3 separate regions of the Homo sapiens genome follow, and regions 1 and 3 are each linked to region 2. A link is a loop called in an ENCODE intact Hi-C map of the cell type or tissue named here. Cell type or tissue: mammary epithelial cell. All regions are shown on one strand. Region 1 has its middle 8.7 kb from the start of LNCARGI. Region 2 overlaps CLYBL (citramalyl-CoA lyase). Region 3 has its middle 44 kb from the start of LINC00554.

Region 1 (8,000 bases), 220 kb after region 2:
TGGCACGCTAGCTGCATACGGGGTCCCACCCGCGTTTCTGTTAGGCTCTCTTCTTGGTGTTTCTGTAAAACAAAGACCATCTCTGAGAGGGAAGGGATCATAAAACAAGAGTTCTCATGCCAAGAAAAAATCACCAGAGTCACAATCCCCAAAAACTAGTTCATACAAATAATTTTCTCCTGCTAATCTGAATTTGCGAAGGAAGGAATAAAGAGAAAATTTTACCTTCCATTCTCAACCGGGCACTGCAAGCAGAGATCTGGGAGAGCTGGCCTTGGTTAAAAAAACTTTTAAAGAGTCTTAGATTTTCCTTGCCGGCATTCTGTCAATTGTCCCAGCATGGCGTCTGCAGGCTCTGCGGTGGAGTCAGGTGTCTCAGGCACCCCAGGGTTGGTGGCAGAAACGGTAGGGATGGAAAAGTGTGATCCCTTTTTCCCCATCATAAGGATCACAGACAACACGGCTCTAACAAGGCAGGTTACCCAGAGAAAAGCATAACAACTTCATTATGCACGTATTTATTTTTTTAATTTATTATTATTATTATTATTATTATTATTATTTGAGACGGAGTCTTGCTCTGTCTCCCAGGCTGGAGTGCAGTGGCACGATCTCGGCTCACTGCAAGCTCCGCCTCCCGGGTTCACGCCATTCTCCTGCCTCAGCCTCCCGAGTAGCTGGGACTACAGGCGCCCGCCACCACGCCTGGCTAGTTTTTTTGTATTTTTAGTAGAGACGGGGTTTCACCGTGTTAGCCAGGATGGTCTCGATTTCCTGACCCTGTGATCCTCCCGCCTAGGCCTCCCAAAGTGCTGGGATTACAGGCGTGAGCCACTGCGCCCGGCCTGTATTTATTGTTTAAAAAAGTAGAGATGGTGTTTCGCCCATGTTGCCCAGGCTGGTCTTGAACTCCTGGGCTCAAGCGATCCACCTGCCTTGGCCTCCCAAAGTGCTGGGATTACAGGTGTGAGCCACTGTGCCCGGCCACAAGTTTATGTAATCAAAGTTTTACGTGACACAGAGCCTTCAGCAAGGAAGTTCTAAGACCAGGGAATACTGTTTTGATGCTTAAATTCAATGAAGAGTGAACAGCCATGCAGAAATGGGAGTGGACGAAAGGGTGTGATCTAACGGCGAGAGACTGCGTGCGGAACCCAGCAGGGTCTGTCTTCCAGATACTTCTCGGCCTCTCTGTGCAACATTCCTTCCTCCTGGGTGTGGGCAGAACCTCTCTGGAATGAGGGTCTTCCAGAGAGAAGGGAGAGCGATCTTTCTAGCTTCCACGGCTTGCTTTTTATTTTTAGGAGAGGAGCTCTAGTTTCTATGGCTGCCTTGGGGAAGAGGAACTCTGGTTTCTAGGGCTTGTCTGGGGGTGATGGGGGCGGGTGGCAGGTCAGGAAGGCAGGAGAAGGTCAGAGAGACGTTGCTTCTGAGGCTTCTTCTGAGGCCTTCCAATCTGCTTTAGCTCACGGTTCTCGGCCTGCCAAAGCGCCATACTTTGGCGCATCGTTTTCTGAGCCCCAACACCAATATCATTTAGGATTTACATTAGGATTTGAAGTCGTATCCATTAAAACCAAAATTATGCCATCCAGTTCGGTGAGGAGGGAGCCCTGCTCTATGTAGAGTTTCGGGGTTTGGGGACGATTTCTCCCCTATATCCTGACCGCAGGGATAGCCGGGGGCTGGGACGCACTTCTGCGATGCTTAGGAAACTTTGCTGTTAATTCAGAGGCCTCGCCCAGCATGCTGAATGCCAGAATTAGGTGGGGCTCCCCCTAGGAGTGCCTGGTCCTCCTTCTCCAATCTTGTTCTTCCAGACAGAAAGCTGCGAATTTGCTGTCTCTGGAGGGCCGTGGGTTCTGGGATAGATGATGGGAGAAAGAGAAGGGGAAAAAAATGTCCTGCCTTCGAACTGGCCTCCAGGTCAAAATCGCTGCATACCATAAGCAGGTGAATAGCTCAGCAAGTCAGTTCTTTGGGATAACTGAGCAAATATCAAAGCCATCAGACTCTCAGAAAACGCTATTTGAAAGGTTTTGTTTTGTTTTTTTTTGTTTTAAAAGAAAAAAAGGGCTGCAGTACATTGCATACACTAAGGGCGTCTCTGGAGAATGTTCTATTTGGGCTCGACAGGAACCTAGAAGGTCCTTCTCTCCTGCAGGGCACCCACACTGCCATCATCACTATGGATGCACACTAGTGCGTATTTTGTGTACATCTGTAACATGCTCAGGCTATTCTTTTATTATTATTATTATTTTATTTATTTATTTATTTTTTGAGACAGAGTTTCACTCTTGTCGCCCAGACTGGAGTGCAATGGCGCCATCTTGGCTCACTGCAACCTCTGCCTCCCAGGTTCAAGCGATTCTCCCGTCTCAGCCTCCCAAGTAGCTGGGATTACAGGCGCCCGCCAGCATGACCGACTAATTTTTGTATTTTTAGTAGAGACGGGGTTTCACCATATTGGCCAGGCTGGTCTCCGACTCCTGACCTCAAATGATCCATCCGCCTTGGCCTCCCAAAGTGCTGGGATTACAAGCGTGAGCCACCGCGACCGGTCTATTCTTTATTTTAATTTCCATTTTATGCTCGTTTCGTATTTTCATTAAGACGTGGGAATTACAAAGTAGTTCCAGCTATGGGCTACAGTTTAAAAATAACTTCAACACCAACTGTTCATGTCAGCATTTTTTAATGGTATGAAAAAAGATATAAATGTATTTATTACCACTGAATTGCACACTTAAAAGTGGTAAAGACGGTAAATTATGTATGTATATTTTACCTCGATAAAAAAAAAATAAGGAAAAAATGGTATGGAAAATTTAAGTTAACAAACAAATAGGAAGGCAGGCCTGAAAGTATTTCCATATTCTGATCACATAATATTCTAAAGACAATATGAATTTAAAGCACATTTCTGTATCTGCAATATAGGGAAATACAGTAAAATGATCAGTGTTAATTTCTGGGAAACTTTGCCTAGGTGCTCTAGTGCCCTCTTCTGGATATGTTGGAGTACTGCATCTCAGGCCGAACTTAATGGAACCCCTTTGGCATTCTGGTGAAGCCTGCAGACCTCCTCCCGGAATTATGCTTTAAAATGCATAAGATAAAGAGAATCATAAGGAAAATCATTATATTGAATAAAGTTATGAAAATATCAAAATATTTAAAAACAAATTTATAAGTTATTTATTACCCAATTAAGTTAAAATATTTCGCTTTGGGTCTAATAACCACTATAATTTCAAAGTAGTGATGAGCTTAAACAACATTTGCAGATATCTGCAGCAACCATAATCTTGCATGAAAACATCCGTGATTTCTATTGGTGATAAACTTATACTCAGTGTGTCTGTGGGTTCCCTAGGGTTGCCTAAAAAGTTCCACAAACTAGGTGGCTTAACATAATAGAAGTGTATGGTCTGACCGTTCTGGAGGCTGGAAGTCTAAGTACAACATGTCAGCAGGACCATGCTTCCTCTGCAGCCTGCAGAAGAGGAGGCTTTCTTGCCTCTTCCAGCTTGCGGCGGCCCCAGGCATTCCTTGGCTTGTGGCGGCAACCCTCCAATCTCTGCCTCCGTCTTTCTATGGCCGTCTTCACTCTGTGTCTCTCTCTTCTTATGAGGACACCAGCAGTAATAGCATATAAATTAATATCACAAAAATGTAATATAATAATATAATTCAGGACACCCTGAATTGTATCCCTGGAGCATAGATTAAGATCCTCTAGAAGTTATTTTAAGTTAATAAGTATTTCTCATGTTCATACTCTGTCCCCAGGAGAATCTCAAGGAATGTGAAGACATGAAAGATGCGCTTCCTTTCTTGGTAGAAGTTTTCTGTCAAAGTAGGATGAGATTTATACATGCAAAACAACCAAGAACACTACCCAGCAGTGTGAGACTTTGTGGCATGAATTTCAGTGTTTCATCCCTCCAGAGGCCCAGAGAAGGGAGAGACTGTGTGGATGGGAGCAGTGGGGCACGTTTTAGGAAGGCCGGGGGGCTTGGTTTGGGTTTAGGATGCTGGGAGGATGGGTCCCATCAGGACATATGTCAGGTGGTGGAAACAGCATGAGCCAAAATATTAATAAAATCTCAGAGAACGCAAGTTAAGCACCACAAAAAGATTTAACTCATGCAAAAATGAAACTTGGGAAAGTGTACCACATTTAAAATCAATGGATTGATCTAATCTCCAGAAATAAATAAGAAAACGACCTTGCATAATCAATTATGCTATTACAATTAACTATACACAAAATGAGAGAAGAAACATTTTAAATGCTTAAACATTGTGTAATTTCTACTTCATTCTACAAATATTCCAGCAAAGGCTTAATTTCCCTAGTAGATAAGGAGCTCTAGATACAAACCAATAAGAAAAAAAGAACAACAACAAAATGGTCAAAGGAAATGACCTACCTACTCACAGATACAAGGTACAAAAGGGTCTTAAACATATAAAGAGATGTGCAATCTTACTCATAAGAAAAGTACAAATTAAAATTATACTCATGTCATTTTTATCTATTAGATTGGCAAAGATTAAAACATTTGATAATATACTCTGTTGGCAACTCTTATTTCTTGCAGGGGGAGGGTGTAAATTGGTATAACCTCTTTGGCAGTCATTCTGGCAATATTTATCAAAATTGCAAATACACATACCTTTTGAAACCTTTTGAAAATCCACTTCTTTTTGTTGCAGATACCCTTGCATGAATGAATATTATTTTGAAAAGGTAATTAATTGCTCTTTGGCTTGCAAAAGGCTGGAAACAAAATGTCCACATAGCACAGCTATACAGTGAAACAATAGGCAACTGTAAAAGAAAAAAAGAATAAAGGAATTCCTTTAAAACACTACTGTAGGTGGGGGAAAAATATGTTCCTTCTACCCTTCTAGGTTCTCAGCTGGGGCCCTTGTAACAAAAGACAGATGAACAAGAGAAAAGAATACAAATTTATTTAAATGTTACCTGACATGGGAGCCTTCATAAGGAAATAGGGACCTGAAGAAATGCTTAAACCTGAGTGTTTCTAGCCTTGATTTGATAGAATGCTGAGTCATAGAAAAATGTGGTAGGACAGAAAAGGTATGAGCTAAGAGTAGTAAACTGGGGGAAAGTTAGCAAGGTCTGTGCATTCAGATTGTTCCTGGGGTCCCCCTGTCTCCCTCTCACATGAGGGTCTCCTGACCTGCTTCAGGGGAAAGTCAGGGAACCCTTTCTCTACTTACCAGTTCTCAAATTCCTTCAGCTTAAAATATTCACTATGCCAAGGTACATGTTTTGGGGTAGCATCCTGAATGCCCCTCCCTCCTACGGAATGATTTCTAAGCTATCAAGAATGAAAAAAGCAGCGGTGCGTGCACGTTTTTGCTCATAGATGCAGAAGATATCCTGCGAGGATACACGTGATGCTGGTGACACTGGTTGCCACTACCAAGACCTGGGGGAGGGGCGTGCATCCTTCTGCACCTTCCGAATTTTGGACGACATCAATGCATAACCATATGCAGTAAGCTGATCACAATTTGGTAGTACTTTTGAATTACGAATGCTGTTACTAGCTTGTCTTTGATACATTTATCCATTCAGCCAGTGGTTACGTAGCCAGCACAGAACAGGGGTCGATCCAGCACCATCACGGAAGGGCTGCTCTGGTCCGAAGTCTTCAGAGCTTCCGGTGTCCCAGAGTGGAGAATCTCGCACCATAAACCCTCCTCTGTCTAATATTCACTGACTTTCAACAGCAGTGTGTTACGATGCTATGAAAGTCTGTCTTTCTGCCCCTCGTGTCTTCAAATCCCCACTTCCCATAAGCAGGGGACTAAGAAACTAAGGGGTTGCCAGTGTAAAGAAGCGCTACCCTGTAGCACTGTAGAAGGACGGTGGGCACTGGGAGCCACTGATGTCCCCGATACGATGGAGCACGGGCAGATTTGCCCTTTGGGGACAAGATTTGACGACCAGGCAGGCACCTGCTGCAATTATTCCAGTAACGTCAAAGGTGAGTGAAAAGCAAACCCGTGTAGAAGAAGCTGTAGCAGCTGTCAATCCCAGGTTATCTTAATTATGCCTCCCTGGACAGAACTGGTAAGTGGTAACTGGCTCTCTCCTGCAGAAATGAATCAAGCCAGTGCCACACTTGAGTAGGTGCACTTGAGTAGGAACATTTGCGCAGTCCTTCACATTGCAGAGACTTGCTTGCATGGTTATCATGCCAGTTCTGCTGTTTTGGCCAAAGGTGCACAGTTCTGTCCCACTTTGTCCTGTCAAAAGCCTCTTGTCCTCGTGCTGTCAGCCTCACCTCTGATTCCAGCCCTGGGGAGGGTGAACAGCTCCAACAAGTCTCAGCTCAAGCGAGCGCAGCTTGTCTGTTGCGTCCCACACGTGGTAGGCTGAAAAATGGCTCCCCAAAGGTAAGTCCACATCATAGTCCATGGATCCTGTAAATGTGGCCTTATTTCGGGAAAAGGTCTTTGCAGATGTGACTAAGGACCTTTGGATGAGGAGAGCGTCCCGTCTTATTGCCAGATAAGCCCTGGATGTCATCACAAGAGTTGTTTTAAGAGAGAGGCAGAGGAAGATGTGAGGACACACAGAGGAGAAGGTGATGTGAAGATGAGGTAGAGGTCAGAGTGACAAGCCCACGTGGCCACAAGCTTAGCTGGAGGAGGTCAGGAAGGATCCTCCCCTAGAGCCCTTGGAAGAGGGCAACAAGTATCTGCAATAAATATGGGAATGCAGGTATCTTTTCAAGATACTGATTTTGTTGTCCTTGGATATATACCTAGTAGTGAGATTGCCAGATCATATCCATTCTATTTTTCATTTTTTGGGAACCTCCATACTGCTTTCCATTATGGCTGTACAAATTTACGTTTCCACCAAGAGTGTGCAAGGGTTCCCTTTTTGTCCACATCCTCACCAACACATCTTTCATCTCTTTGGTAATAGCCTTTCTAACAGGTGTGAGGTGGTGCTCCCTGTGGCTTTAATTTGCATTGCTCTAATGATTAGTGATGTTGAACAATTTTTCATAGACCTGTTGGCCATTTGTATGCTTTCTTTTGATAAATGTTTATTCAGGTCCTTGGCCCATTTTTCAAATCATATTATTTCTTTTCTTACTATTGAGTTGTTTGGGTTCCGAATATATTTTGGATGTTAACCCCTTATCAGATGCATGGGTTTACAATATTTTTTCCTATTCTGTAGGCTATCTCTTCTCTCTGTTGTTTCCTTTCCTCCACAGAAGCCTTTTAATTGGATGCAGTTTTGTTTATCTATTTCCACTGTTGTTTCCTGTGCTTTTGGGGTTATATCCAAGAAATCATTGCCCAGACTAACATCATAAAGATTTCCCCCTATATTTTCTTCTAGTACTTTTACAGCTTCCAGGTCTTATGTTTCAGTCTTTAATCCATTTTGAGTTGATTTTTGTATATGGTGTGAGATAAGAGGCATTTCATTCTTCTGCATGTGGATATTAAGGGAATTTTTATAAATGGAAGATTAAAGGACTAGCCAACCAGAAGTGTGATTATGATCACTATTAACTGGACAAAGTGACACCTATGACTTTATTCTTTTCCCATATTCTAGACTAGGGTTTATTACACCAAGGCCCATTAAAAATGCTTGGCAGAGTGGAGGGAGGAAGGTGGTGCCTTGTCACATGTCCTTCGGGAATTAAATTTGGTGATGTTTTCAAGTCCATGATAATCTTAAAAAATGAGTAGGTCTTTTTTTGGACCAACTGGATGGTGCGTTCTAGGGAAGCACGATGCTTGCAGGGTCAGGCCCGTGTTGTGTTGATGGTGGGATGTGCCTGCCGATCTCCTGCCCTTGCAGGGTTTTATTTTTAATGCAGTTTCTCAAACTGAAGTCTCCTTTTATTTTTTTATTTTTATTTTTTTTAATTCACAAGAAAGTATTTTCTTTCAAAGGGGCCTGCATGGATCTTGCGTTTAAGACA
Region 2 (8,000 bases):
ACTCTAAATGCATCCCTGCATTGAACACAATACAGAGATTGTGTTCTCAACAGGTCAAAGGACCAATGAGCAAACGCTGGTACAAGGCTTGGGGACTTGGGGCAACAGAGTCCATGAAAGCATCAATCACCACACGTTTTTAAAAGTGGAAACCGAGGCAGTTACCCTGAAGGATGACCGACAGAGGAATAATATTTGGCTACCACTGTTCAATTGCCTTTCCCAAACACAATGCTTTGCTTGTTTCTCCGGCTTCCTGCAATCTTTCATGTTTTAGATACACACATTTCAATCCAAGTATTTCAGTTGCCATAACAACTTCATAAATTTGTTCTCAGATGTCCTTTTTAATCACATCATTTAAAACAAGCTGGATGTGTCGCTGGAGTGCCTCAATTTATTCCATTCGCACCTAGCTCCTAAGGAGTCTGGTATTTGTTTCTTTTTCTCTAAGAAGCTCAAACACCTGAAAATAACATCGCTATCTCCTCTCTGTCTCCACAGGCAAGGGAAGTTTTTTTAAAAATGCGTGTGTGGCCTTATTATTAAGTTTTTTAAATCCAGGTGATATTATGCCCAGAAATCGCCCCCTGGTTCACAGAAGAGAGACTGCTAACGCCACCCAGGTCTGTACAGGAGGCCCCTGCCCAGAGAATGCTGCTTTATTTCCACATATCAATTATTTATGCCGCCAAACAGGTTTTTGATAGAATCCTAGTGGTTTTAATTGGCTTCTGGTGACTATTACTATATAATACCTTTAAAATATCATCTACCTTATGATGGGAAAATAAAACTATGCCAATATGTAAGTTTCAACGGCATGCATTAATTTTTAAACTACTCCCGGATGTTTTAGGATTTCCTGCCAATAAAGAATAGGGCATAGTATTCCTGGCATCATTAAATAAATGACTTTTGCCAACATCAACAAGCAAACAATAGAAAACAGGACTCCACCAACAAATGAAAAGGGGGTGTCAAAAAATTCAAGCCTGGCTTTTTGCATATGTAGTGAAACTGAAGGCACTTCCCCAGCAAGTATTGAAATGCACAGATAAGAACACAAAAGGCCTTGAAGTGGTTTGAAGGGTCGCAATTTGCTATTAAACACAGCAGATGGAAACCTGTGAAAGCCCACTTAACGGAACTTTTGAATGCTCCTGTGTGAAATCAAGAGTCATGCACAAGTTAGGGCAATCACTGATTCTACAGTTTTTTAAATTGCACTCTCAGTTTGTTAGAGGAGAAATACACACACACACGCATATATATACATATATATATATACACACACACACACATAGCTTAGAGGATGATTTAGAAGAGGAATACTAATCCCCTCTCTGTCAGAAATTAAAATGCAAGGGTGAATAGCATGCAACTAAGTACCAGCAAAGAGTAAATATTGGTTATGTTTAGGAAAGAGCATAAAAACAGATGTGATATAAAGTTAGACCTTTCACTTCAAAAAATACTAAGCAACTAGTTCTTTGCCCCTGGGGGAAAAATCTCTTTTAATTATGTAAAAAGTGAAGAGACGGTAGTAGGATTCTTTACCTTTGAATACTAAATTAGGAAACAGCAGCATCAAAGGCAGGCTTGATCTGTTTTGCCTGAAAAATTAATAGGCTTTACAAGTCCTTTGCAATGGAGTCTAGGATTGCATAAAAAAAGAGGCTCTGGTGACACCAACAGTCCCAGGAACAAAATGCAGCTGTGGAGGCGGGTTGGGGGTTGGGAGAGGGTTTTTGTTGTTTGGTTTTGGGGGATTTTTTTTACTTTTCTTTAATCAAAATGGATAAACCCGGCTGCCGAAACTCCGCAGAGAACCTGCTCTGCCCGAGGCTTCCTCCCCACCCCACCTCCTTGTTCCTGTCCACACCCCGCCCCGCTGCCTGTGGCCGAGGCCTGTCGCCGGGCTGGAGGGCCTAGCTACCCCAACTCCGCGGTTTCAAAGCGCAGAGAGTTGAAAGGAGGGGAGGCCGGCGTGGGGGAGAGGGACACAGGAGGAAAGGCCTCAGTCAGAGTCCCCGGCAGCCTCGGGGTTTCGCGATGGTTCCCTCCTGGTCCCTCCTGGAAGTGGGAGGCGGACCCTGCGCTTTGCAGCAGAAACTTTCTGGGAGCCTGGAAGACTTGTCACCCAGTCCGCGGTCTCTCCAGCAGTGGGAGGAGCGCTGAAGGTGGTGATTACTATCGACAAACCTAAAATTCTTTCTCTTGAGAGCTCCCACACTATTCACCCCGAGTGGGCCTGCGGATGAAGCTGCTGGTGCCAAAAAGGGTAGGAGGGGGCGCCATGGCAGTCCCCTGCCGGCGGCCCCTTATGAAACCGGGCCGGTTGCTCTGCAGAGCGCACGCAGGCGGCCTTCTGCTCGCACATCGAACTGGCATCCTCGTCTTTTGTCCATGACGTCCCTGTGCCCCACTGCTGCAGCCGAGAGGGACCGCGGCACCAGCGGGCAGGGAGGGCTGGCGCGCCCCGCCAGGTCAATAGCAGGAAACTCCGAAGGCAGGGCGAGGAAGGCACGGGCTTGGGTTCTGCCCCGGACTGCGAGGAAACATGGAGACTCAGGGCGAGCAGCTCCTAAGGAAGCCGACTTGGCTTCTGTTCCTGGGAAAAGCGGATCAAGAAACTCGCTGAAGACCACTATTTACAGATGAGCCACAGCAGAGCTGCTTAATTCACTCAATAACAAACCTTAATTGCTCAAAACAAAGCAGCTAAGTCTCTTTAGAGTGCTTCAAAGGCCCTTCACATTGTAACTTGCAGTATAAAATGTATGCAATATTTCCAAAAAAGAAAAAAAATTCAGAATCAAGGATAAAGTTAGAACTTTACCTTAATCTTCTTTTAAAGAGTTTTTTTCCCCATCTCCCCCTCTAATTAGGTCAAAATTTAGATGTTATTATGATCTAACTACAATCTGTTTATTTTACTGCCTTTTTAAAAGAAAAGAGACATTTGTGCCTTAATCCTAAAAAGCCCCAAATCTGAATTTAAAAGAATAACATTATTGGACAATTATATGGAAAGTCAAGAAAGATTTTTGAAAGAACTATCAAAAGACAATATTTATATAGAATTCAAGCATTAGCGGTGAGCCTGACACAGCAAAACCATTGTATTTTCCACTAGTTTTGTTTTGCTCTATACAGCTGTGTTTTCACAGATGCAAAGCCATGTGTCTCCACCAAAAGGTTTAGCCCTCCCTTCAGATGTGAATGCGGATCAAAGGTTCAAACGCAGAAATACAAGATCCTTTTCCCTTTGGAACATGTTTTTATTTTTCTGCAGTGGCTGCAAACCAGAATTTCCATCTGTTGTCCTTCTGCAGTATACAGGTTAACCTTAACAGTGGGGCTCGGAGCACTGTTATCTCAGCTAAGAAGTGCACAGATGAAGCACGTCTGCATGTACCATCAGAGCAGCTCCCCAAGATGTCCACGCAGCTAAGACAGAATTGAACCAGGCAGGAGCAGAATCCATTTTAGTTGACATATAGAAATTAATTTTCATTTCTGTGCAACATCAGAACGGATGATGAATTTAAGATGGGGTTTTGCTTTCACACCACATGCACCTTGGTAAAGATAACATCAACCATGATTTCCTGTCTGTCCCTCCTCCTTCCTAGAGCCAGCAGTATGCAATAAGACATTTTGCATTTGAATCTCAGCTTGCTGAAAATTCTCTAACAACAGAAAATGATTTGATAAAACAACTCATTAATTTTAAGTATCTTACAATTTACCAACCCATAATTTTGAATGGAAATTTTAAAAAAATTTGTTACCTATTAATCCTTTTAATAACTCATCCTCTCAATTTCCATTTCTTTATCAAACATACCCTCAGAGTGACTGAGAGAGAAACAGGTTTCTCTATTACCTACTCTAAACATGGATTTACTGCCATGTAAACATTGGCTTAGGAGAACAGTAAAAATGCGGCAATGCAGCTAACAAGGTGGGAGGCTTTGAAGGTATTTCTGCCAGGTTTTTAAGGTCACTAAATGTTAAGAGAAAAATGAACTAGAGAGGAACATATATATATACCTATCTGTAGACGATCAAGAGAGGTTAGAGGGACAAATGGCGGGATGACAGATACAAAGCTTTGGCTAGTTCATGGGGAGATTTTACAGAAGCCCAAAGTGGAAAGTGCCGTGGACCCGACTGAACACCAATGTGTGAGTGCCATCTAGTGGTCTGCCTAGAACTGCACCCTGGTCTACTCCCTGACAAACACGCCACCCTAAGGTCTGGGGGTTCTCCACCCCATTTCTCCACCGCATCCTGGCTCATTCTATCACTCCCAACCCTTCTATCCGATTACTGTACCTTTTCTGCTCTAATTACAAATAAACTAAAAAGCCAAAAAGCCTCAGAAAACAAAGCAGGAAGAGTGATAATCTCAAAGGTGGGGGTGGGTCTGGAAAAAAGGAAAGTGGCCTCACAGGTCTCCCCGCGAGACTGTCACAGAGCTGTGCAGGAAGGCTTAAAAGGGCTGGCTCCAAGACAATAAGGAATCGTCTTGACCGCACCTGCGAACCAGACTAAATGAAAAGTGCGCCCTGCCGCCTACACATGCCCTCTCTGTCCTCAGTATGTTAACCTTTCTGGGGGGAAATAATTAACTCGATGACTGGGCAATGGTTCACTCATCAATATCTCTTCCTAGGTGCTCTGTAAAGAGTCAAGTCCAATGTGACGTAGGTGGAGCTAGTGTTCATGATGTCAGGCCATCCCTGCCATCTGACTCACGGGCACCCAGACAGGGCCACGTCATCAGCTGACACCAGGTCCCACAAGCAAGGCCCACACAGCTTCCCAGGCTTCAAATACTTGCTCTGATTGTCAGCTTCATGGCAGATCAAGCCACCAATGTGTTATTTAGTGGGATGAAAGAGGACGCCACCCCAGGCTCTGCCAAGCACACCCCCTAGTAGCGCCCCTCCAGCCACCAAGGTGGCAACACAGCCTGGGAGAAAGGCCAGAGCCCACTGACTTGCATTTCTGTCCCAGCAACTAGAGGTTGCTGAGCTGTCTTCATTCCATGAGTCACACCTTTGCATGTGGGCACGTGAAAGAGCATACATCATCTTGCCAGTAACGAAATGCAACACCAGGCCAGGCGCAGTGGCTCACGCCTATAATCCCAGCACTTTGGGAGGCCGAGGCAGACAGATCATCTGAGGTCAGGAGTTCAAGACCAGCCTGGCCAACATGGTAAAACCCCGTCTCTACTAAAAATACAAAAATTAGCCGGGCATGATGGCAGGTGCCTGTAATCCCAGCTACTTGGGAGGTTGAGGCAGGAGAATCACTTGAACCTAGGAAGCAGAGATTGCAGTGAGCCGAGATCACGCCACTGCACTCCACCCTGGATGACACAGCAAGACTCCGTCTAAAAAAAAAAAAAAGAAAGAAATGCAACACCATAGTGCTGGGCCATCACTCCCATGGGTTCTTAGGCCTGGTGGGGAAGGGGGTTCTTCTTCTGATAGATCAGCCACTGCACAGAAAGAATGGACTTCGGAGCGCGATCTCGGCTCACTGCAACCTCTGCCTCCCGGGTTCAAGCAATTCTCCTGCCTCAGCCTCCCTAGTAGCTGGGACTACAGGCGCCCGCCACCATGCCCAGCTAATTTTTTGTATTTTTAGTAGAGACAGGGTTTCACCGTGTTAGCCAGGATGGTCTAGATCTCCTGACCTCGTGATCAGCCCGCCTCAGCCTCCCAGAGTGTTGGGATTACAGGCGTGAGCCACGGCATCCGGCCTGACATTTTAGTTTTGTTAAAATGCTACTGAATCTAAAGACTGTGACTTACCTTTCATCTGGCACATTACTGGCTTTGAGGTTGGAGGCTATGTGCTCTGCCCACCTTCATTTTCACCCAATACCCTGTACACAACAATCAAGTAATATGTAGATGATGGGATTGCTTTGGAGACCTTGATAGTGAGTGAAACTATGGTGAAATGGAAGCAGCATAATATGCTGGGAAAGAGAAGACTTGGGAGAAGAAGATTTGGGTTGGAGCAGCCCACCCTACCGCACTGGGGCTTGGGATGAGGGTACGGAGGAGGACACGAGCCCCAGCCAGCCCCTCCTCTTTGCCCCATATGTGTGGGACATGCCAGCCTGCACATCCAAGCTCCTGGCCTCACTCCCCACTGCCAGCCCAGCCTCAGCTACCCCTCAGGTCTGGGGTGCAAATGCTGCTACTCCACTCTCTAGGATGGACCCAGGGAGAGGTCCATGGATGCCCAGCTAAGGAAAACATTTCCCAGCCTCTCCTGCATCTGAGTGTATTCATGGGTCAAAGTTCTGATTGATGGGATGTGGTCAGGGTGAGCAGAAATATAGTGTCCCCATAAAGGAAGGCATGTGTCCCCCTACCCCACGTGGTGGGAGCAAACCAAGCAGCCGCCTTGGGGAAGATGTGTGCCATGTGCTGAGGTTGGCAGAACCATAGCTAAAGGAGCCTGAGACCTCACTGAGCCATCGTTATCAGCCCTGCACCACCTAACCATGTTTCAAGTGAGGGGGGAAGAAATTATCCTTGATAAAGTCATTGTATTTGAAGATCTTTTGGCCATAACACCCAAATCTGTATCCTCACTTATATCCTAGTTATGGATGAGTTGAATGAAAATGGGCATGTCCAGCCCATCATACCCAGCATATCACCCTTGAATCAATTGAAATTTGAGCAGGAGAAGGAACAAGTGAACCAAAACCACACTGTCAGCGTCCTGGGAGATCTGGACAATTATGAGACTCAAAAGTGGAGGAGAAGGTTAATAACTGGCCAGGATGAAAAAAAAAGAAAAAGCTAGAGAACAAATGAGAAGCCAAGAAAAGGAGAAAAAAGTCCCAGTAGCTTCTCATGTGGTGTGTCTGAATTTCCAAACAGATGCACGTAATTAAGTAGGTTTATTTAAACATGAAAGATCACTATTTCTTTGGATCATCATAAGGCTGGTGAACAAGCACCATGATCTTTGGATGAGTAGAGGGAGGCAGAGACCCCTGCCAGGAGTTACAGGTGAGTTGCTAGGAATGGAGGTCTGGAACCTAAGTGTGCTGGGTGCTCCCCCTTATATACAGGACTTTTTTTTTTTTGGCCGGTCCTCCTTGTCCCCAGGCTAACAGCCTCATGACACAGATTCCTTAGCAGTGGCCTGCTGCTTATTCCTGCTCTTTAAAAAATAGTACATCCATCATGATACTCCCATTCTGAAACATCCACAGGTGCTCCTAGTGCTTAGAAAACAACATCTGAAGTCTTTGCCTAGAATTCAAGGCTGTCTACAACTGGACCCAAACACCCTTCCAACCTCACTCTCCACCACTCCCCTCTACAAACCCTTGCCCTTCAGATTGGCTTGTCTTTTCCCAACAAACAGTATACATTCCTGCCTCCTGTGATTTTCCTCAGGTAGCCCCACCTCCCCCAGGGCCATGCCCTGCTACCACACACGTGCAAAGCCCACTTGTCGTCATGGGAGTGTTATTTACCGCCACCAGCTCATCTGCTTTTAGGGTGTGTCTCCCCAGCTCATGACTGCAACTCTTCCCAACTTTGTGTCAGTCATACAAGGTGGCCAGCACAGCCCTTCCACTTGGGAGAAGGGCATCCATTGTTTTGATTTGATTGATTCTTAAGAAGCAATAAGCTTCAGTAGCATCCTCACCTCCGACACCCAGGCGAGAGCCTGCCTGTTATGTGGAGGCCTCTGAGTGGCTTCTCCCTGAGTATGGAGGTGAAAGAGGCCACGACACCACTTGCCATTTGGGTAGCATTGCTGGAACATTCGGGACCCTTTCGCACCTCATCCATCCATGGCTACTCTGGATCCTGCACCCACAGGTCCTACTTTTGGCAAATCAATGCTGGCTAGCAGGGGCTATAGTGTTATCCCTTCCCAGGATATCTGCTTTTTATTTTTTTAATTGAGATAGGGTCTCACTATATTGCCCAGGCTGGTCT
Region 3 (8,000 bases), 390 kb before region 2:
GAACAACAAACATTAAACATGTAAGGTTTACCTGTAAGAGGAGAAGTACAATTGGGTGGATGGATACAGATGTGAGGAGATTTCTCATAATGCATACTTTTCATATCATTTTTATTTTGGGTCATGTAATGCACTATGAATAAATTCTTCAAACAAGTAAATAAATACAATTTATCCAGATATGTTTTTACTCTGCCCCTCAATGAATACTCAAGGAGTGGCATGACTTTTCAGATCATTCTTACGTGATTAAAAGTCTCGTAGTTAGTTTGATTCACAAACGTAGTCTCAATTTCATTTTAAATAAAAATGTTTGATCCCATAAAATAATGCGCTGCAAAGTTAATTGAAGGTAGATCTTGTCCTCTCCCACGGATGGGGTCTGCAGTGGGGTAAGCCCGTTAGTGCCAGAAGGGAACACGGTCCTTTCTCCCCTCAAGCTGCTACCCTGCCTACTGTGATTTTACTAACCTCTCTTTCTGACCTGGCCTTCTCCACACAGAGGAGGACAGCAATGTTCTTATTCTACCCATAAGGTCATGAGATGGTTTCATGCTTTCTGGGCTTGCAGAAATTGAAAGCTGACTCTTTCTCTTTTGGAGTCCTTTATAGCAGAGGTCCCCAACCCCTGGGTGGCAGACTGCTCTCTGTCAGTGGCCCGTTAGGAACCAGGCCACACAGCAGGAGGTGAGCAGAAGGCAGGAGAGCATTACCTCCTGAGCTTCACCTTCTGTCAGATCAGCAGCAGCATTAGATTCTCATAGGAGTGCAAACACTATTGTGACCTACACATGTGAGTGATCTAGGTTGTGTGCTACCTATGAGAATCTAATGCCTGACGATCTGCGGTGGAACAGTTTCATCCTGAAATCATCCCCCCACCCCTCACCCACCCCATCCATGGAAAAATCGTCTCCAAAAAGGTTGGAGACCACTGCTTTATAGGTTCTTAGGAGATGTCTCCCACAAATCATCGTCAGACTCTCACCTGCAGTTCCCTTGAACAGAAAAAAATGCACTCTATTTCAAGGACCTTATTCATTCCTAACCACTAGGAATTCAGTGAGTTTCTGCCAGCTTCTCCCCTGCTAGGCCTGTTCACCCTTTCAGTGGCCTTTGAGTCAGATTATGAAATGGCCCGAAACAGGCTGTCTTTTCATGGGACAGATGTTGCACTCCAGCCTAGGTGACATTTTTATTTAAAATGAAATTGAGACTATGTTTGTGATTCAAACCAACTATGGGACTTTTAATTAAGTAAGAATTCCCATGACATCTGGTTCATGGGAAACACTTAAGCACTCGTTGCCTAACAAACTCTGGAATAACAGGCTAATTCCAATCTACTAGTAACTCTCCTCTGTTCCACCTCCAAGCTGCAAGGCAGCCCTTCTCTCTCTTTTTTTTAAGGCAGAGTTTTGCCCTGTCGCCCAGGCTGGAGTGACCTTAGCTCACTGCAACCTCTGCCTCCTGGGTTCAAGTCATTATCCTGCCTCAGCCTCCCGAGTAGCTGGGATTACAAGCAGCCGCTACCACACCTGGCTAACTTTTGTATTTTTAGTAGAGACGAGGTTTCACCATGTTGGCCAGGCTGGTCTCGAACTCCTGACCTCATGATCCACCCACCTTGGCCTCCCAAAGTGCTGGGATTACAGCCTTTCTCTTAATGTCAAGATTTCCTCCATCCTGGCTAACATGGTGAAACCCCGCCTCTACTAAAAAAATACAAAAAATTAGCCAGGCATGGTGGCGGGCACCTGTAGTCCCAGCTACTCGGAGGCTGAGGCAGGAGAACGGCATGAACCCGGGAGGCGGAGCTTGCAGTGAGCCGAGATCACAACACTGCACTCCAGCCTGGGCAACAGAGTGAGACTCCGTCTAAAAAAAAAAAAAAAAAAAAAAAAGATTTCCTGGCCGGGCGCGGTGGCTCACGCTTGTAATCCCAGCACTTTGGGAGGCTGAGGTGGGCGGATCACGAGGTCAGGAGATCGAGACCATCCTGGCTAACACGGTGAAACCCTGTCTCTACTAAAAATACAAAAAAAAATTAGCCGGGCGTGGTGGCGGGCGCCTGTAGTCCCAGCTACTCGGAGAGGCTGAGGCAGGAGAATGGCATAAACCCGGGAGGCGGAGGTTGCAGTGAGCCGAGATCGCGCCACTGCACTCCAGCCTAGGCGACAGAGCGAGACTCTGCCTCAAAAAAAAAAAAAAAAAAAAAAAAAAAAATGTCCCCAGGAGGAATCAGACATTAGTGAACTGTGACCTGATAAATAAATTAAGAGAACACATATTAAGCTTTCCAGTTGGTCTTATTGAAGCCTTTCTCTTTTAACTTCAGATGAGTGGGAAATAAAGTGTCTACTTCTCTACATTAGAGGAGAGTAGGCTTCAAAGCCCATCAGCAGCTCTTGCCAAAGAAAGCCTTGTAAAAAATTCCTCTCTCTTAAGAGTGAAGACACTGCACAACACCTTAGTCAGATTATCAAAATGAATATCAATGATGAGAAACAGACATATTGGTGCACCTAAAAATGTGATACTCTGAGAATATATCATTTATGTAGCATTTTAATTAAGAACACATAACCTGAATATTATCATGAGAAAACTAAAAATGAGAATCATTCTTGTTAAAAAAGAATCAGATATCATTGTCATAAAGGACAAAGAAAAGCTCAGGAACTGTTCCAGACAAGAGACTAAAGAAACAACAACTAGGCCAGGCACAGTGGCTCAGGCCTATAATCCCACCAATTTGGGAGGCCGAGGTGGGCGGATCACCTGAGGTCAGGAGTTGGAGACCAGCCTGACCAACATGGAGAAACCCCACCTCTACTAAAAATACAAAATTAGCCGGGCATGGTGGCACATGCCTGTAATCCCAGCTACTTGGGAGGCTGAGGCAGGAGAATAGCTTGAACCCAGGAGGCGGAGGTTGCCATGAGCTGAGATCGCGCCATTGCACTCCAGCCTGAGCAACAAGAGCGAAACTCTGTCTCAAAAAAAAAAAAAAAAAGAAAAGAAAAAAGAAACATAACAACTAAATGTGATATGGATACTGCAACCTCTAGTGGAGGACAAAACAAATGCTATAAAGAACATTATTTAGGCAGTTGACAAATTGGAATGTGGATGGTAGATTATTTTTAAAAGTATCGTTTCAATGGGAAATTTCCTGACATTGATAACTGTACTGTGACTTTCTAACAGAATGTCCTTTTTCTTAGGAAATATACAAGGAAGTATCTGGAGGCAAAGGGGCGTGATGTATGTAGTTTATTCTTCAATAGTTTAGAAAAAAATATATATATGTTGACAGAGAAAGAATAAATCCCTAACAATAAGCAAATGAAATAAAATGTTAACAGTAAGTAAATCTGGATAAAAGGTAAATAGGTAAGGCTGGGTGTGGTGGCTCACGCCTGTAATCCCAGCACTTTGGGAGGCCAAGGCGAGCGGATCACGAGGTCAGGAAATTGAGACCATCCTGGCTAACACGGTGAAACCCCACCTCTACTAAAAATACAAAAAATTAGCAGGGTGTGGTGGCCAGTGCCTGTAGTCCCAGCTACTCGGGAGGCTGAGGCAGGAGAATGGTGTGAACCCAGGAGGTGGAGCTTGCAGTGAGCCAAGATCATGCCACTGTACTCCAGCCTGGGCCACAGAGCGAGACTCCATCTCAAAAAACAAAAAACAAAAAAAGGTAAATAGGTATTTCTGATATCATTCTTACAACTTTTCTGTAAGTTTGAAATCATTTCCAAATAAAAATGTTTTTATTTAAAAAAAAGTCTGCTCTCTCTCTCTTATTCAAGAATATGATTCATATGTATCCCTGATAAAGGTAAAGGGACCAAGAGTCATACAATAATAATGTCTTCTATTTAACCATTTCAATATGAAAAAAATTATACACAAATAAAAAAGTGTATATTATGAACACACAGCTTAGAAAATAACAAACACCTGTGTACCGAGGATGTAGCTTAGAGAGAGAACATTATCAATACTTTGACACCCTTCCCCCACATCATGCTTTTTCCCAGTCATCATTCCACCCGAGGTAATTACGATCCTGAATTTTATAATAATTGTTCAATCATTTTCTTCAGGGATTTATGACATATATATGTTGAGCTTAACAATGTATAATTTAAATGTGCCTGTTTTACATTTGATACAAACAGAATATTGTTTACTCTTCTGTGACTTACTTTTTCCATTCAATATTACATTTTTTAGATCATTCTTACTAATGAGAACAGCTAAGGCACATTTATTTTCATTGCTAAAAAACAGATCAATGTATGACTATACTGTTATTTATTTATTTATTTATATTATTTATTTTTTTGAGACGGAGTTTCACTCTTGTGGCCAGGCTGGAGTGCGATGGCATGATCTCAGCTCATGGCAACCTCCGCCTCCTGGGTTCAAGCGATTCTTCTGCCTCAGTCTCCCAAGTAGCTGGGATTACAGTCATGTGCCACCACACCCAGCTAGTTTTATATTTTTAGTAGAGACGGGGTTTCTCCATGTTGGTGAGGCTGGTCTCGAATTCCCAACCTCAGGTGATCCGCCTGCCTCGGCCTCCCAAAGTGCTGGGATTACAGGCATGAGCCACCACGCCCGGTCTGATTATACTGTAATTTATTTATCTAGCTTACTATTGATGAACATTTGTGTTGCTTCTGTGTTTCTGTCCTTATTAAACAATGATAGTATTAACATTCTTGCACTTGTCTCTTGAGGAGAATGAGCCTTCTCTAGGTTATGGAAGTTTCTTCATATTCCTAGCTTATTTAGATTGGGCTTTTTTTTTTTTTACTTATTAAGATGATCATATGGTTTTCAATACTTTATCCTCTTAATCTAGTAAATGGCATATATTATTAATAATGACAATAGAATTGATTTTTGAACATTACACTTTACCTTACATTCGTGGGTTGAGTCCAATTTGGTAATGATGTATTTATCATTCTTATTAATCACTAGATTCAATTTGCTTAGATTTTACTTAGGATTTATGAGTGAGATGACCCTATACATTTCTTTTACTATCTTTGTTAGCTTTTGGTGTTGCTCTAAATGAGTCTCTTTCATAACGAATGAGAATTTCAAAGATAGAGAAAAGTTGCTGACAGTGACAATACAAAGGACTCTAGATATTAGAATAATTATTCTGTCTTCTGATTCTCCTTTCCTAATTCTCTCATCCCATTTATAGAGAATAATATTTTTAAATGATATATACTATGCCACATCTCTTTTTTCAATTTTTTATATTTTATAGAAATTGAGCCAATACAGGAAATAATGTAAATGATGATAAATAGAGTTAAATTATTGAGTTATAATTCCTAAAATTATACTTTGGGCCGGGTGTGGTGGTGGGTGCCTGTAATCCCAGCTACTTAGAAGGCTCAGGCACAAGAATCACTTGAACCCGGGAGGCAGAGGTTGCAGTGAGCCGAGATTGTGCCACTGCACTCCAGCCTGGGCGATAGAGCGAGATTCCATGTTAAAAAAAAAAAAAAATTATACTTTGGAAATAAATCATGTTCTATAATTTCCCACTGAAGGGAGTGGTCTCTTCATACCATGTCATGTCAACAGCTGTTTCAAGTTAGAAAGATATGTTAGTGAAAAAGTATGAAAAATAACTCTTAAAATATTAATAGAGAAAAATAAAAATTGAAGTCACAAACCTGGGTATTTTGCTGCTTCCTCTAAAAATGAAACTGTAGTTGATGAATGCATTCATGTGCTAACTCCCTAGTATACAGAGAAAATTAGACTTGAAGTGATTCCGTCTTTGTTAAATGCAAACAAAATTGTTGACTCAGCTCTCAACAGGAAAGGCAATGTCCTTGTCGTGGGAATTCAAAACATAAAAGGAGCAAATGTTGTACAAGCTATCTAGTGACAATTTGAATGAAAATAAGGTAATTAGGTTCTAATCTTCTAAGCTTAGGCATTTACACGCAAAATAAATGTATAAAGTGTTATATCTTACTATATTTTCTTGAAACTCTAGGACATTATTTTCTGAGACTGCTATTTTAAAAGTTATCAAAGCAATGCTAAGTCTCTTGGAGTTAAAGATATACAGTGTAGTTATTTAGGCATTGGTTCTCACACTCTCGGTCCTTCCACATGTCACATGGCTATACGATATTCCCAAGTCATGGATTTTACTGTTTGATCTCTGATTCAGCTCGAAGATATTTCAGGGCTCCAGAAGCTAGGCAGTTCTCTGAATACACTACGTATACATATGAAGCAGCTCAAATGTACAAGTGCTTCCATCAACAATCACTTCAAAGGTCATTAATAACTTACAGGTGTGAGAGTGGAAATGCCCTCTGCACTCTCCTGCCCCTTCCTGAACTCTGGTCACTCTCTCTGGGCCATTTTTGTAATGGTAAATTCTTAACTTGATATTTATTTTTCCCCATTTTCTCTTCTCTGGCTCTGGGGCTATTAAGATGACATTCCAAAATCTTCTAGGAAACACAAAATCGGACCAAAATGCTTAGATGTGTTAATTCTGTTTTTTAATCCTTTCGTGATGTATTTGTTTATTGACAGTAGAGAAAAGCAATTTAAATCCTTACATCGAGAGGACATATATAAAGGAAATGGAAAAACAGAACAGGTGGGTAGTAAAAATCTGCCTGGTTTGAATTATGGGAAGATTTTGATGGACTCTAACATCTGCTTGGTTTCTACTTCTGAAGATAATTTCTAAAACTTTACTAGCATCTCCAAAAAGGCCAATGAACTGCGTGTGAGAAAGAAGCTTAATCCAATGTCTAGATTAAGGTTTCTCACTAGTGGAACTACTGACATTCTGGGCAGGATAATTATTTGCTGTAGGGGGCTGCCCTGTGTACTGGAGGATGTGTAGCAGCATCCCGGGCCTCTACCCACTAGATACCAGTAGCACCCCTACCTCCAAGTTGTGACAACCAAAAATATCTCCAGACATTGCCAAATGTTCACTGAGGGGTAAAACTACCCCCAGTTGAGAAACACTATCACTGAGGGGCAAAACCTCCCCCAGTTGAGAAGCACTAATCTAGATGGAGGTGTCTTCTGATTTTAAGCCTATAAATATGAATCAACTCCACACCAGGACAAGCCAAATAAGACAGTTAAATGCATGTTTAGGAGCCAGGTGCAGCAGCATGCACCTCTAGTCCCAGCTACTCGGGAGGTTAAGGCAGGAGGATTACTTGAGCCCAGAGTTCAAGGCCAGCCTGGGCAACATAGCAAGACCCCCTTCTCTATTAAATAAATAAATAAACGCATGTTTAATCATTGGGTGAAGGAATATTTGTGCAATGCCAAAGTATCACTCCATAGCTTACCTGTAAGTACAAAGGGAAAATGTACCTTTCTGATAGAATTTGCAATTACTACCTTACTGCAAGTGACCACTTAAGTGATCAAACATAGCATCACTAATAATGGGAAAAAATGACTTTATATATTTAACCTGTGTTTAATCAAGTCTCTAGACTCACAATGAATTTATAGAAGAGAAGGGATACAGCAAGTTAAATAACATCATAATGAAACAGACAAACACAGAATGTAGGACATACTATAAGAAAAGCAGCCTGAACTCTTCAAAAAAGAGTTAATGTAGGGCCGGGTGCAGTGGCTCATGCCTATAATCCCAGCACTTTGGGAGGCCGAGGCGGGCAGATCACGAGGTCAAGAGTTCAAGACCAGTCTGGCCAACATGGTGAAACACTGTCTCTACTAAAAATACAAAAATTAGCTGGGCGTGGTGGCATGCATCTGTAATCCCAGCTACTCAGGAGGCTGAGGCAGGAGAATCGCTTATACCCAGCAGGCGGAGGTTGTGGTGAGCCAAGATCACACCACTGCACTCCAGCCTGGGTGACAGAGCAAGACTCCGTCTAAAAAAAAAAAAAAAAAAGAGTTAATATAATAGAAAATAAAAGGTGAGAGACTATTCTAGATCA

Evidence for each region. A loop is a pair of places that touch in the nucleus more often than their neighbours do. Peaks named below come from ENCODE experiments on the same cell type or tissue, not always from the same donor. Only the 100,000 strongest peaks of a DNase experiment are listed, where the experiment ranks them.
Region 1: a loop joins it to region 2, with 13 times the contacts of the local background. A loop is called at or near these places in 13 of 110 quality-filtered maps.
Region 3: it touches region 2 in a loop (8-fold over the local background); 2 of 110 quality-filtered maps call a loop at or near these places.

The regions. Positions count from the first base shown.
Region 1 is chr13:99,437,479-99,445,478 of GRCh38, reverse strand. No RefSeq gene overlaps it. Among named protein-coding and RNA genes, the nearest start is that of LNCARGI, 8.7 kb to the right of the region's middle. In mammary epithelial cell, a CTCF peak has its summit at 3,008 (motif pointing left); no DNase peak of the experiment used is centred here.
Region 2 is chr13:99,652,507-99,660,506 of GRCh38, reverse strand. All of the region lies in intron 1 of CLYBL (citramalyl-CoA lyase), which reads right to left. Among named protein-coding and RNA genes, the nearest start is that of MIR4306, 13 kb to the right of the region's middle. RefSeq lists enhancers at 749-1,264, 2,145-2,194, 2,205-2,294, 4,195-5,394. In mammary epithelial cell, CTCF peaks have their summits at 1,701, 2,322 and 4,208 (motif pointing left); DNase peaks (open chromatin) are centred at 4,786 and 5,056; H3K4me3 peaks cover 885 bases.
Region 3 is chr13:100,038,223-100,046,222 of GRCh38, reverse strand. No RefSeq gene overlaps it. Among named protein-coding and RNA genes, the nearest start is that of LINC00554, 44 kb to the right of the region's middle. In mammary epithelial cell, a CTCF peak has its summit at 3,073 (motif pointing left); no DNase peak of the experiment used is centred here.